Regions from separate parts of the Homo sapiens genome. Here regions 1 and 3 are each linked to region 2. A link is a contact called in ENCODE Hi-C or POLR2A ChIA-PET data. All regions are on one chromosome and are shown on one strand. Each heading gives the region's core, a stretch centred on a gene start or an enhancer-like site at or near the end of the contact. The rest is flanking DNA. Distances are from core to core; before and after follow the strand shown.

Region 1 (3,740 bases), core at 582-3,081, 290 kb before region 2:
TACAAGGGGACCTTCAATTTTATCAGAAATGTTGAATACTTAATAGATCTGAGGGAGATATAACAAAATGTTAACATATTCATTATATGAGACAGGTATATGGGTGCTTGTAATGTTCTCTCTGCATTTTAAATATCTTCACATTTTTTCTAAATAATAAAATTAAAACAGCTAGTAAATTATTCTATCTGATAGATTTTAATGTGTAGATTAACGAAGAGTTAATCGTCTAGAGGAACTTCAGAAAAATTAACTGTTTTGCAATGGAATCGCCTTAAAAATAATAACACTGACAATATTATTTAAAAACTGCTGAAATGAATAAAGTAGATTCTATAGGTGTCAACCTGGATAGCTGTCAAAATCATATTGAGGGAAAGAAGTTGCAAAATGATATGTATACTAGTGAACCATTTACTTAAAAATTTTAATAAATAAGCATGGAGATATACATATATTTACATGTATAATTAGGTAATACGGGTATCAAAACAAATGCAGATTAAATAGCCACTTTATAATACTAATTACCTAGAAAAGTGAAGAGGGAGAAAGGTGAATGGAACTGGGGAGGGAAACAAAGTGACATTCAACTCTATCTGTAATGTTTAATATAAATAAAAACATGAAACAACTATAACAAAAATTTCACATTTGATTACCCTAGGCAGTAAATACATGAACGTATGTTATTCTTGATACATACGTATTAATTTTCAAAAGAAAAAGTACTGAAGAACTACAAATAAAATGCACACAATTCACTCATATAAAAGCTTGTATACATCAAAAACTAAGATATGACTATTTTTAGAAATTATCCTGTTTGTTTTTCTATGTAGTTTTACATTTTTAAAAAGAAAAACGAGGGAAAAAATGAGAGCAATGAAGACACGTAAAAGAAACCGTACATGCATTTGATTATAAAAAAGGCAAACCTCCACAATCACAAAACACCATATGAGCATTCTATATCATGTGCTGCATTTCCTTACATTTAACTTTCGTCAAAAGCAAATTACAAGATAATGCCTAATTGGAAACGTGACTTTCTATTATTAAAATGGTGGGAGTCCATTTTAATGTGTTTATCTCGCCGCTAGACTATAATTTATATCTCAGCGTTTAAATTTGTTTGGATGCCAGTGACAGGTTAATGCAGTTTAAACATGCATTTTTCTTTCGTTGGCTGAATAGTTAAATCGTTACTCAAAGGATTTTAAGTTTCAATTTCAACCGGGAGAGGATTCTTTGCTTTTCCAAGGTTAAAACTGTTTCTGGTTCGAGATGCTATTAATTAATGGCTACGTAGCGGATCTATTTAGGGAACTGCTCCCGGCCCCGGGTTCACAGTTGACCTGCTCAATGAGAAAACTTTTTTTGCTACAGACTTGGGGATATTTGCAATTTAGTCTGAGAGCGGCGAACGGGGAGTGAAATGGAATTCGAGACCACTTCGCTAACAATCGCAATTATGAACCGAAAGACATGTCAGGTATTAGCAATTTTTTTCCTTAAAAAAAAAAAAAACTTTCTGGGACTCCGCGGGACACCCAGCTGGCGACGGACCAGCGGGCGGCGGGCTGCGGGGAGGGGGGGCGAGGCTGCTGCAACCCAGAAGTTCCGACTGGGGAGTTTCGCTCTGTTACCATTACCTGGCTCGCCGGCAGAAGAAAGAACGCGGAGACAAGATAATTTCTGAGGCTGTTAAACATGACTTAGCCGGGGGCCGCGCGTTCCGAGGGGGTGTCCTGCGGGCCGGGGCGGGTCTCTGCCGCCCCCGCGGGCTCCGGTGCGTCAGGGGCGCGTCAGGCGGGGCGGGCTCCGCGCGGGCGGCGGCGGCAGCGGCGGCTGCGGCGGCGGCGGCGGCAGCAGGCGGCAGGCGGCGAGCACCCGGCCTCCTGCTTCTCGCTCCGAGGCTGCGGGACGGACGCTCCCGGGAACTCCGTCGCCCGCGGCCGGCCGCGTTCGGACGGCGCTCGCCGGCGGCCGGGCGGTCCCAGCATGTCGGCCGCCGTGGCGTGCCTGGACTACTTCGCCGCCGAGTGCCTGGTGTCCATGTCCGCGGGCGCCGTGGTTCACCGCCGCCCGCCGGACCCCGAGGGCGCGGGTGGAGCCGCTGGCTCGGAGGTGGGTGCGGCGCCGCCGGAGTCCGCTCTGCCGGGTCCGGGGCCACCGGGGCCCGCGTCGGTCCCCCAGCTCCCGCAGGTCCCCGCCCCCAGCCCCGGCGCGGGCGGCGCCGCGCCCCACCTGCTGGCTGCAAGCGTCTGGGCGGACTTGCGCGGCAGCTCTGGCGAGGGCTCCTGGGAGAACTCGGGGGAAGCTCCACGCGCCTCGTCCGGCTTCTCCGACCCGATCCCGTGCTCCGTCCAGACCCCGTGCTCCGAGCTGGCTCCCGCCTCCGGCGCCGCGGCGGTCTGCGCTCCCGAGAGCTCCTCCGATGCGCCCGCCGTCCCAAGCGCGCCTGCTGCCCCGGGCGCACCAGCAGCCTCTGGTGGGTTCTCTGGAGGGGCCCTAGGGGCAGGCCCCGCCCCCGCCGCGGATCAGGCGCCCCGGAGGAGGTCTGTCACACCTGCTGCCAAGCGCCACCAATGCCCCTTCCCGGGCTGCACCAAAGCCTATTACAAGTCGTCGCACCTCAAGTCCCACCAGCGCACCCACACGGGTGAGCGCCCTTTCTCCTGCGACTGGCTCGACTGCGACAAGAAGTTTACGCGTTCCGACGAGCTGGCCCGCCACTACAGGACGCACACGGGCGAGAAGCGCTTCTCCTGCCCCCTCTGCCCCAAGCAGTTCTCCCGGAGCGACCACCTGACCAAGCATGCTCGCCGCCACCCAACCTATCATCCAGATATGATCGAGTACCGGGGACGTCGTCGAACTCCCCGCATCGACCCGCCACTCACCAGCGAGGTGGAAAGCTCCGCCTCCGGCTCCGGTCCCGGCCCGGCGCCCAGCTTCACCACCTGCCTGTAGGACAGTCATTGCTGTCAGTCTTACCCTCAAGGATGATCCCCCAGGCCGTTGTCCCTGCTTTCTCTCTGCCCATCCTTCTTTCCCAGAGTCATTACACCAAGGCACAGACTGGTTCCTCTGCTCTGAGGGTGGGTCCAGGCAGACATGTGGACTCTGGGGAGGTACTGGGGGCCGGAAAATAGCGGGAATTCTTGCAACGTGTATATCATCCTAAAAGTGGGGGTTGCCTCAAGACAGCCCCCAGGAACTGATAAGAAGGGATGAACTCCCGTACTCTCCAGAGTACTGAAGATTCTCCCCTCCCTGGAACCAGGGATGTGAAACTGGAATTCTCAGATGCCTGAGGAGCTCCCAGTCTCAAAGGACTCTGGTGTCTCACCCATCCACCAGGGCGGACCTTGGAGAGGGTGTCAGGGGTGGCAGTCTTGGAAATGTCCAGGACTGGGATGGTGAGAGGCCTTTGGAAACAGAAATGATTTCTATTTCTGTAAACAGCAATGTTTACTAATTTATTTTTAGCATCTTTTAAATAGGGATCCCAGGTTGATGGGAGGCTTATGCCCTCCAATCCCCCAATTGCCCCAGCTACCTCTGCTAGGAGAGGCCACATAAGCTCCATGTAGATGTGTGGCTGGGAGATACTTCTTGATGTCTGGGGTGTGAGTCTGTTTGCAGGTCCTGTTGCATGATTTGGAACCCTGCGCTTGCGTCGTAGCCCTTCTCCCCATTTGGATTCCTACTTGAGGATGGTAACTTCCTGGCTC
Region 2 (3,882 bases), core at 488-2,987:
CAACCGTACAAAGAAGTGAGCCAAAACACTGAAGAATGGAAGTTGAATGGACTGTTGGACCTACTTGTACTTTCTGCTGTTTTGGCTTTTTGACTGTTGTTCTTTAACTTGATTAATGCATTATCGCCCATCTACTCAGTTCCTCAAGTTAGAGAAACTATAGCCATCTTTGATGAATTTCTATTCCTTGCACCCCTTACCTCTTCTCATGTATACTATTGATTTTACCTACACGTCTTTAAATCTCTCCTTTTCTGTCTTTCTCACCACCTCTGAGTGTAGTCCCCTATCATCTCCCTCTCTCCTTTCCCGTTATTCTATCCATAATCTCTATGGTTACCCACAAGGTGCACCAGGTAAGCATACATTCTAAATACTAATGAATCTAGAAGTTTCTGCTTGCTATGCAAAAGCTTCTAGATTAACATTCTTCCCTCTGCCTCCTTCCAATTTTTTGCAGCCTTCAAACCCTTCCTTAGCAGAGGAGTGAGAGACTGAGAATTTTAGAGGGGTTAAAGAACTGGCAAAGATTATGGAAATTAAGACAAAACTTAATAAACATGAAAGAGTGACATGAAAAGTCCAAGAAGCAGCTGTGGCCAGAATTCAAAATTCTGGTCAAGCAGCACTGACTGGCAACATGATCCAAGGTGTAGCCCTAAGGTTGGGTTGCTGAAGTGCCTAAGAGAACAAGGGCATGTGAGGCCATGTTGTTGAATGGGTCATCTCACAGACCCTGAAGTAGCTCAAATGTGTGCTATTATTCACTAACAGACAACTGGCGAGTATGAACTGCTCAGAGTAACCTTTCTCCATTCCTGGAAAAACAACTTAGAGCAAAGGACAAAGGGTTACTGTGTTGTTCCTTTCATGTAAAAGGAAATAATAATTTTGATGGATTTGGTGGGACATTTAGGAGCCAAGTCAAACTGTGTGTGTAATTGTTTTGTAAAGGTGCTAGGACTTCATTTTCAGATCCGGAATGGGAACAGGTGGTGGCTGGTGGCAGGAGTCACAATGGTTTCCATGACGACGGGATTGGGTCCTAGTCATCCTCCCATTCTCCACAAGACCTACTGCAGCTTTTCTCATAAGGTGCTTATTAAGTATTTGTTAAATGAACGATGAACCACAGAATAGCGCGTGTGCTTTGCAATTAAGGATGTCGCTCTATAGCTAGCCTAAAAGCTTTTAAAGCACCGATAATTACTGTATTTACCCATGTATTTTGCATAATTCGCATATTAACTTAACCAGAAAATAATAAACCATACTCTCCCATTTCTGCTGAACAACCCTGGCCCATATAATATTCCCTGTTGTGGAATCAGTAGCCCAGATGTTTGGTTGAAACGGCCATAAAACGGAGCTGGGGGATGGGGAGTCTTGTGTTGTATTTATGGTTCCACATTAGCTAAAACTCGTGTTTTGTCCCGGCTCTCAAGCCACTGCCCCCGCCCCCGGCTTTGCGCAGGCGCCAGCCTTCCCCTCCCCCCGCGCCTCTCTTCCCGCCCTAAGGCTGGAGCCGGCGAGCCCCAGCCCAGAGAACAAAAGGCCTCGCTAGCCGGCGTCCCGCGTTGCCCTTGGCAACCATTGAGCGGCGTCTTGCCCTTCTGCGACCCTGAGATGAGAGAGTAAACGGGGCCCCCATTGGCCGGCCGGGGAAGACGGGCCAATCGGAGAAGAGGGTATAGGGAGGCGGCTGAACAAGGTTGTGGGGGTAGGAAGCTAGGGTTAGAGGCAACCCGTGAGGCTAGAACCCCGAACGTGGTCGGTTGGAGAAAATATGTCCCTCCGGAGGCACATTGGGAACCCTGAGGTGAGGGCCAGGTCTCGGCCGGAGAGCCGGAGGGGGCGGGCGCACCGGAAAAGGCTCATGTGGGCAGGGAAGAGCAGCCAGCGACTTCCGCCGCCCGGAAGGCGGGAAGGGGCCGGCGTGAGGAGGGGTCGGGATGCAGGGGCGGGGCGGGCCGGGCTTGGGGGCCGCGGGGCAGCGTTCAGGACCCCGTTTTGAGGAGCGATCTCTCCCCGCGTACGCACGCCAGTACTTGTGACTGCGAGGAGCGAAGTACCCAAAGACACAGCCCTTGCCCTCAAATGGCTTACAGTCTCGGAGTGACAGTTACAAAACAGAAAAGACAAAGGAAGCGCTGCACACTAATGGCACGTGTTGAAAGCCAGCCAGCATCTCTGATTGTGGGGATACAGGAAGAGCAGGAGTAAGCTGACCAAACCTTTGGAAAACGGGCAAAATAGGACATTAGGCTTACCCCTCTCTCCATAGGACCCTTCAGTTTCTTCATCTGTTTCACCGCTAGTCCCCTGCTGCATTTGTGGCAGTTTCAACAAACGTTATTGGAAACTTCCACGGTGCAGTAGGTGCTAGACGTACAAAGAAGACAAGGCCTCTGCCCTTTAATAAATTGCGTATAGTGGACCAGGCGCGGTGGCTCAGCCTGTAATCCCAGCACTTTGGGAGGCCGAGGCGGGCGGATCACGAAGTCAGAAGTTTGAGACCAGCCTGGCCAACATGGCGAAACCCCGTCTCTACTAAAAATACAAAAATTAGCCGGGCGTGGTGGTGAGGCGCCTGTAATCCCAGCTACTCGGTAGGCTGAGGCAGGAGAATCGCTTGAACCCAGGAGATGGAGGTTCCAGTGAGCCGAGATCGTGCCATTGCACTCCAGCCTGGGTGATAAGAGCGACTCTGTCTCAAAAAAATAAAAATAAACAATAAATAAATTGCGTCTAGTGAAGGAGCCTGTGAACAGAATTTGAGTACAGTGTGGTCGGGGAGCAAGATGTTACGAGAAAATAGGTAGTACTCAACTGAGGGAGTGAGAGAAGGGTTGTGGAGATGGAAGGGGTGGCAAGGCCATTCATTAGCCAGGTGAAGCATCATCCCGGGTAGAACAGCCCAAGTGAAGGTAAGGAGTGTGTGAACTCAGAACAGGCCCCTGTAGGAGTCCAGGCTTTCTCTGCCTTGCTGAGGTTCTTAGCCTTTATCCCAAATAGGAGTTGTAACTGTTTCATCTCTTGGTGGCTGCCTGGTACTAGGCTGAGAAAGCTGTAAGGCTGAGTCTAAGCCCTGCAAGAGAGCCATGGTCAATTGGTAATGTCTAAATGCTGCATGATCTCACTTATACGTGGCATCTTAAAAAGTCCAGCTCATAGAAGTAGAGAATAAAATGGTGGTTACCAGAGCCTGGAGGGTGGGGGGAAGGAGGGCAGAAATGGGAAGATGTTGATCCAAGGGCACAAAGTTACAGTTAAACAGGAGGAATGGTTTTTGAGATCTCTGGCACAGCATGGTGACTATAGTTAATAATAATTACAGCAGACTCATAACCCCCAGTAGAAAATCCATGTACAACTTTTTACTCCCCTCCCCCCTGCAAAAAAACTTAACTACTAATAGCCTACTATTGACTGGAAGGCTTCCTGATAACAGAAACACTTGATTAACATATTTTGTATCTCATATGTATTATGTACTGAATTCTTAAAGTAAGCTGGAGGAAAGATTATTATTAAGAAAATCATAAGGAAGAGAAAATATATTTACTATTCATTAAGTGGCAGTGTATCATCATAAACATCTTCATCCTAATTGTCTTCATTGCTAAGGGGCAAGGAAAAGGAGGGGTTGGTCTTGCTGCCTTAGGGGTGACAGAGGCAGAAGAAAATCTGGGTATAAGTGGATCTGCACAGTTCAAGCCCATGTTGTCCAAAGTTCAACTATATTGTAGATTTCAAAATAGAGTAAATTGTATATTTTATGAGAGTAAATTTCAAATATCTCACCTCAAAAAAAAGATAAGTGGGTTGATGGATATGTTAATTTGATTTAATCATTCCACATTGTGTGTGTGTGTATATACC
Region 3 (3,866 bases), core at 208-2,707, 390 kb after region 2:
ACACTGATAGAGTTAGGAGCCCACAGGTAGGGTGCTGGAAGGGTAGGAGGTGATCCCACTTTCCTCTTTGCCCATTGTTTAGTCACATCAGTCTTCCAACCTGGGGTGTTGGAAGATTCTGTACAGATTTCTTCCCTTCAATCTCATCCGTCTCAGCTCCAGTACCTGATTTTTCTCAGGAGAATGTGCAAACTAAATTAGATTCTCCTATTATAACCTTGGTACATCCTTGGAGCACTTGTAATCATAATTTTAAAACTATAGGAAAATTTGACATCTAACTCCACCAAGATCTACAGCTTCTTTGCTCACGACTGTCATTGCTAGTGCCTAGAGACTATCAATAGGATGCTTTCGGCCGGGCGCGGTGGCTCATGCCTGTAATCCCAACACTTTGGGAGGCCGAGGCGGGCGGATCACCTGAGGTCAGGAGTTCAAGGCTAGCCTGACCAACATGGTGAAATCCCGTCCCTACTAAAAATACAAAAAAAAAAAAAAAAAATTGCTGGGCGTGTTGGCGAATGCCTGTAATCCCAGCTGCTCGGAAGGCTGACGTAGGAGAATCGCTTGAACCCGGGAGGCAGAGGTTGCAGTGAGCCGAGATCGCGCCATTGCACTGCAGCCTGAGCAACAAGAGCGAAACTCCATCTCAAAAAAAATAAATAGGACGTTTTCAATAAATATTTGTTGGACTAAGGAAGGAGTATCAATAGTGTCAAATGCCACAGACTTCTAAATCCATCCATAACACGGTTTCCAACAAGGATTCTAAATTATTTGCTCTCCAATGAGGGTCACCATTTCCTCGCTTGTAGAAAGGTGCAACTTAGGAGGGTCGTATGAGTTAATTTATTTTTATTTTTATTTTTTTTGAGTCGGAGTTTTGCTCTTGTCGCCCAGGCTGGAGTGCAGTGGCGCAATCTCGGCTCACTGCAACCTCCGCCTCCCGGGTTCAAGCGATTCTCCTACCTCAGCCTCCCTAGTAGCTGGGATTACAGGCGCCCGCCAGCAAGTCCAGCTAATTTTTGTATTTTTGGTAGAGATGGGGTTTCACCATGTTGGCCAGGCTGGTCTCGAACTCCTGACCTCAGGCGATCCGCCCACCTCGGCCTCCCAAACCGCTGGGATTACAGGCATGAGCCACGGCGCCCGGCCGTATTAGTTAATATTACTTGAAAATTAAGTTGAGCCCCTCATCCCTGCTGAATTTGGACTGACAGCGTTCTAAAAATCTCTTATCAACCTAAATATGCTAGTTGATAAAGGAAACGATTAATCAAGATTGTCCTAAACAGTACAGCCCTCCTTAAGCTCGCTCTAAGGTTCTAAAATGATGAGAAAAGGCGTGGGCCCCGCGGTTAGACTTTCCCAGCCAGGCTGCCTCAAGAGGCGGATATTAACCTCCCAGGACGGAAGTTCCGGAGCCTTCAAACTCTCGGGGAAGCAACTCGGCAGCGGACCAAGATGGCGGCGCCCTGTGAGGGACAAGCGTTTGCCGTAGGGGTTGAAAAGAATTGGGGTGCAGTAGTTCGCTCCCCAGAAGGGACCCCCCAGAAAATCCGGCAGCTGATAGATGAGGGGATTGCCCCGGAAGAGGGAGGCGTGGACGCGTGAGTTCACGAGTTAACCCTGGGTCCGGCGTTGGAAGATTGAAGAAGGCTTGGGGAAGGGGTGGCGGGTTGGGGGAGGTTCCCCTCGGTCGGCGACTCGGGCAGTGGGGATGGCTTCTTAGAATCTGAAAGAAACTCTGGTTACTATGTTTGATCGGCTTTGATCTTCCCCTCGGGGTGTACCAGATTCCCAACCGCAGCCGAAATTTTGTCATCGGACATTATTTTTGGAAGTAAAGAGGACCGTTAACTGAATGAGTTCACTTGACTTCTCTTAATTGGGGATTCTTAACCTTTTTTTGTGCCGTGGACCCCTTTGGCTCTCTGGAGAAGCTTATTAACTCTCAGAATATTTTTAAATGCTTAAAGTAAATTACATAGGATTATAAAGGAAACCAGTTAGATTGGAATGTAGTTATCAAGATGGTAAAAGGAAAAAGTTACGCAGTAACAATGCTTTTTATTAAAGAGTCCATAATATCTAGTAGTATGTGTTGTCAACCATAATTTTGAAGTAGTGATGAGCACAAAGGTATTTGAAGACATGCAACCACCATAATGTGGGAACATTATTTCCATTGGTGACAAATTAGCAGGTACTGCTAATACTACTATGGTGTTTTTACCTTCATTCATAATTGAAGAAAATGCTAAATCTTGTCATTTAGAGAGAAATAAATGTCATTTTTACCCATCCAAGTTTATGGATGCTGTGAATTTTTTTTGGCCTAGAACCACACCCGCTTGAGGCTCTCTATGAATCTCTGAGAGTCTTAGAGTAAGTTTATTTCTTTTGAGCTATAATCGTTGATGTAATCCTATTTTTATTAAAATAATGCCTGTCGCCGGGCGCGGTGGCTCACGCCTATAATCCCAGCACTTTGAGGAGGCTGAAGCGGGCAGATCACGAGGTCAGGAGATCAAGACCATCCTGGCTAACACGGTGAAACCCCATCTCTACTAAAAATACAAAAAATTAGCCGGGCGTGGTGGCCCGCGCCTGTAGTCCCAGCTACTCGGGAGGCTGAGGCAGGAGAATTGGTTGAACCTGGGAGGCGGAGGTTGCAGTGAGCCGAGATCGCGTCACTGCACTCCAGCCTGAGTGACAGAGTGAGACTCCGTCTCTAAATAAATAAATAAATGCTTGTCTTTCAGCAATTCCCCAGGCACTGTTGAAATGCCTTCCACTGAAAATGAGAGAATTGCTTTGCTGAGTTTTTTTCTCCCTGATTTTTTTTTCATGAAATCTCCCGAAGATCTTTGATTCGAATTTTCTAATTGGTTCTTTTTTTTTTGGAAGGAGTGGGTATGAAAGGTCCCTCCAGGTAGAAATATCAAAATTGTTTTTTCTGCTGTTAAGAGTCGAATTTCTGCCAGGCGCTGTGGCTCACGCCTGTAATCCCAGCACTTTGGGAGGCTGAGGTGGGCCAATCACAAAGTCAGGAGTTACAGACCAGCCTGACCAACATGGTGAAACCCCGTCTGTCCTAAAGATACAAAAAATTAGCCGGGCCCACGCCTGGTGGTACGCGCCTGTAATCCCAGCTACTGGGGAGGCCGAGGCAGGAGAATTGCTTGAACCTGGGAGGTGGAGGTTGCAGTGAGCCGAGATCGCACCGTTGCACTCCAGCCTGGGCAACAGAGCGAGACTCCATCTCAAAAAAAAAAAAAGTCGAATTTCTGAAGAGATTCAAATTGTATAATGCATACTTGAAGTCTTGAGTCTTATTTTCTGTCTACTAAAGTTATGCCAAATACTTGTGGAGAACAGTGAGTGAGTGAGGAGAATAGTTTGCTAGGATTAGTGGAGCCCTGTAGAGGTAGAAATTGAAGTTTAGATATGGGTAAACTGTAAAGAGTTTTGAATGCCAGACTGAAAAATTTGGATTTTATTTAGTAAGTATTATAAAACCATTGAAAATAATAAGCTGAGGAATGACATGAGTAAAATGATTTTTAGGAAGCTTAAAATCCAGCGTTGGTGTGATTTATGATACGATGTGTAGAGAAGCTAGATAACATTTAAGCAGAGGGTACTGTGAAAGGTTTACCAACAGTTTTGCCACTTTATATTAGGAAGGACACGTCTGCCACATCCCAGTCAGTTAATGGATCACCCCAAGCGGAACAACCTTCATTGGAATCTACAAGCAAAGAAGCCTTCTTTAGCAGAGTGGAAACATTTTCTATATCCTTTTTTAGTTCATGTGAATTGCACTTTCTGCCTGCTTCTAGAATTCCTCCAAGGTATTACAC

Evidence for each region. Hi-C counts contacts between places; a loop is a spot of excess contacts on that map. ChIA-PET counts read pairs that join two places held with the same protein, here RNA polymerase II (POLR2A). Pooled maps may share reads with other maps.
Region 1: a map of B cell shows a loop between it and region 2 (13-fold over the local background). The contact joins the promoter of KLF14 here to the promoter of CEP41 in region 2. A Hi-C loop is called at or near these places in 1 of 168 maps with a recorded cell type or tissue (B cell) and 3 of 50 pooled maps. POLR2A ChIA-PET finds 5 or more read pairs at or near these places in 1 of 52 experiments (HEK293T).
Region 3: a loop to region 2 is called in a map with no recorded cell type, with 9 times the contacts of the local background. The contact joins the promoter of ZC3HC1 here to the promoter of CEP41 in region 2. A Hi-C loop is called at or near these places in 1 of 37 single-sample maps with no recorded cell type and 11 of 50 pooled maps. POLR2A ChIA-PET finds 5 or more read pairs at or near these places in 2 of 52 experiments (Caco-2 and HEK293T).

Annotation. Positions count from the first base shown.
Region 1 is chr7:130,732,298-130,736,037 of GRCh38, reverse strand. It overlaps KLF14 (KLF transcription factor 14), which reads left to right and starts at 1,831. Exons shown (of 1, transcript NM_138693.4): 1 at 1,831-3,740. The coding sequence starts at 2,005. The coding sequence ends at 2,976. LOC105375508 (a long non-coding RNA gene) reads right to left here and starts at 1,774. Exons shown (of 4, transcript XR_927978.3): 1 at 1,656-1,774. RefSeq lists silencers at 2,018-2,097, 2,168-2,327 and an enhancer at 2,223-2,760.
Region 2 is chr7:130,438,871-130,442,752 of GRCh38, reverse strand. CEP41 (centrosomal protein 41) reads left to right here and starts at 1,737. Exons shown (of 11, transcript NM_018718.3): 1 at 1,737-1,819. The coding sequence starts at 1,787. It overlaps LOC105375505 (a long non-coding RNA gene), which reads right to left and starts at 999. Exons shown (of 3, transcript XR_927973.3): 1 at 65-999. RefSeq lists an enhancer at 1,297-2,051.
Region 3 is chr7:130,048,965-130,052,830 of GRCh38, reverse strand. ZC3HC1 (zinc finger C3HC-type containing 1) reads left to right here and starts at 1,457. Exons shown (of 10, transcript NM_016478.5): 1 at 1,457-1,610; 2 at 3,687-3,798. The coding sequence starts at 1,465. RefSeq lists enhancers at 1,144-1,333, 1,394-1,703, 1,331-2,123.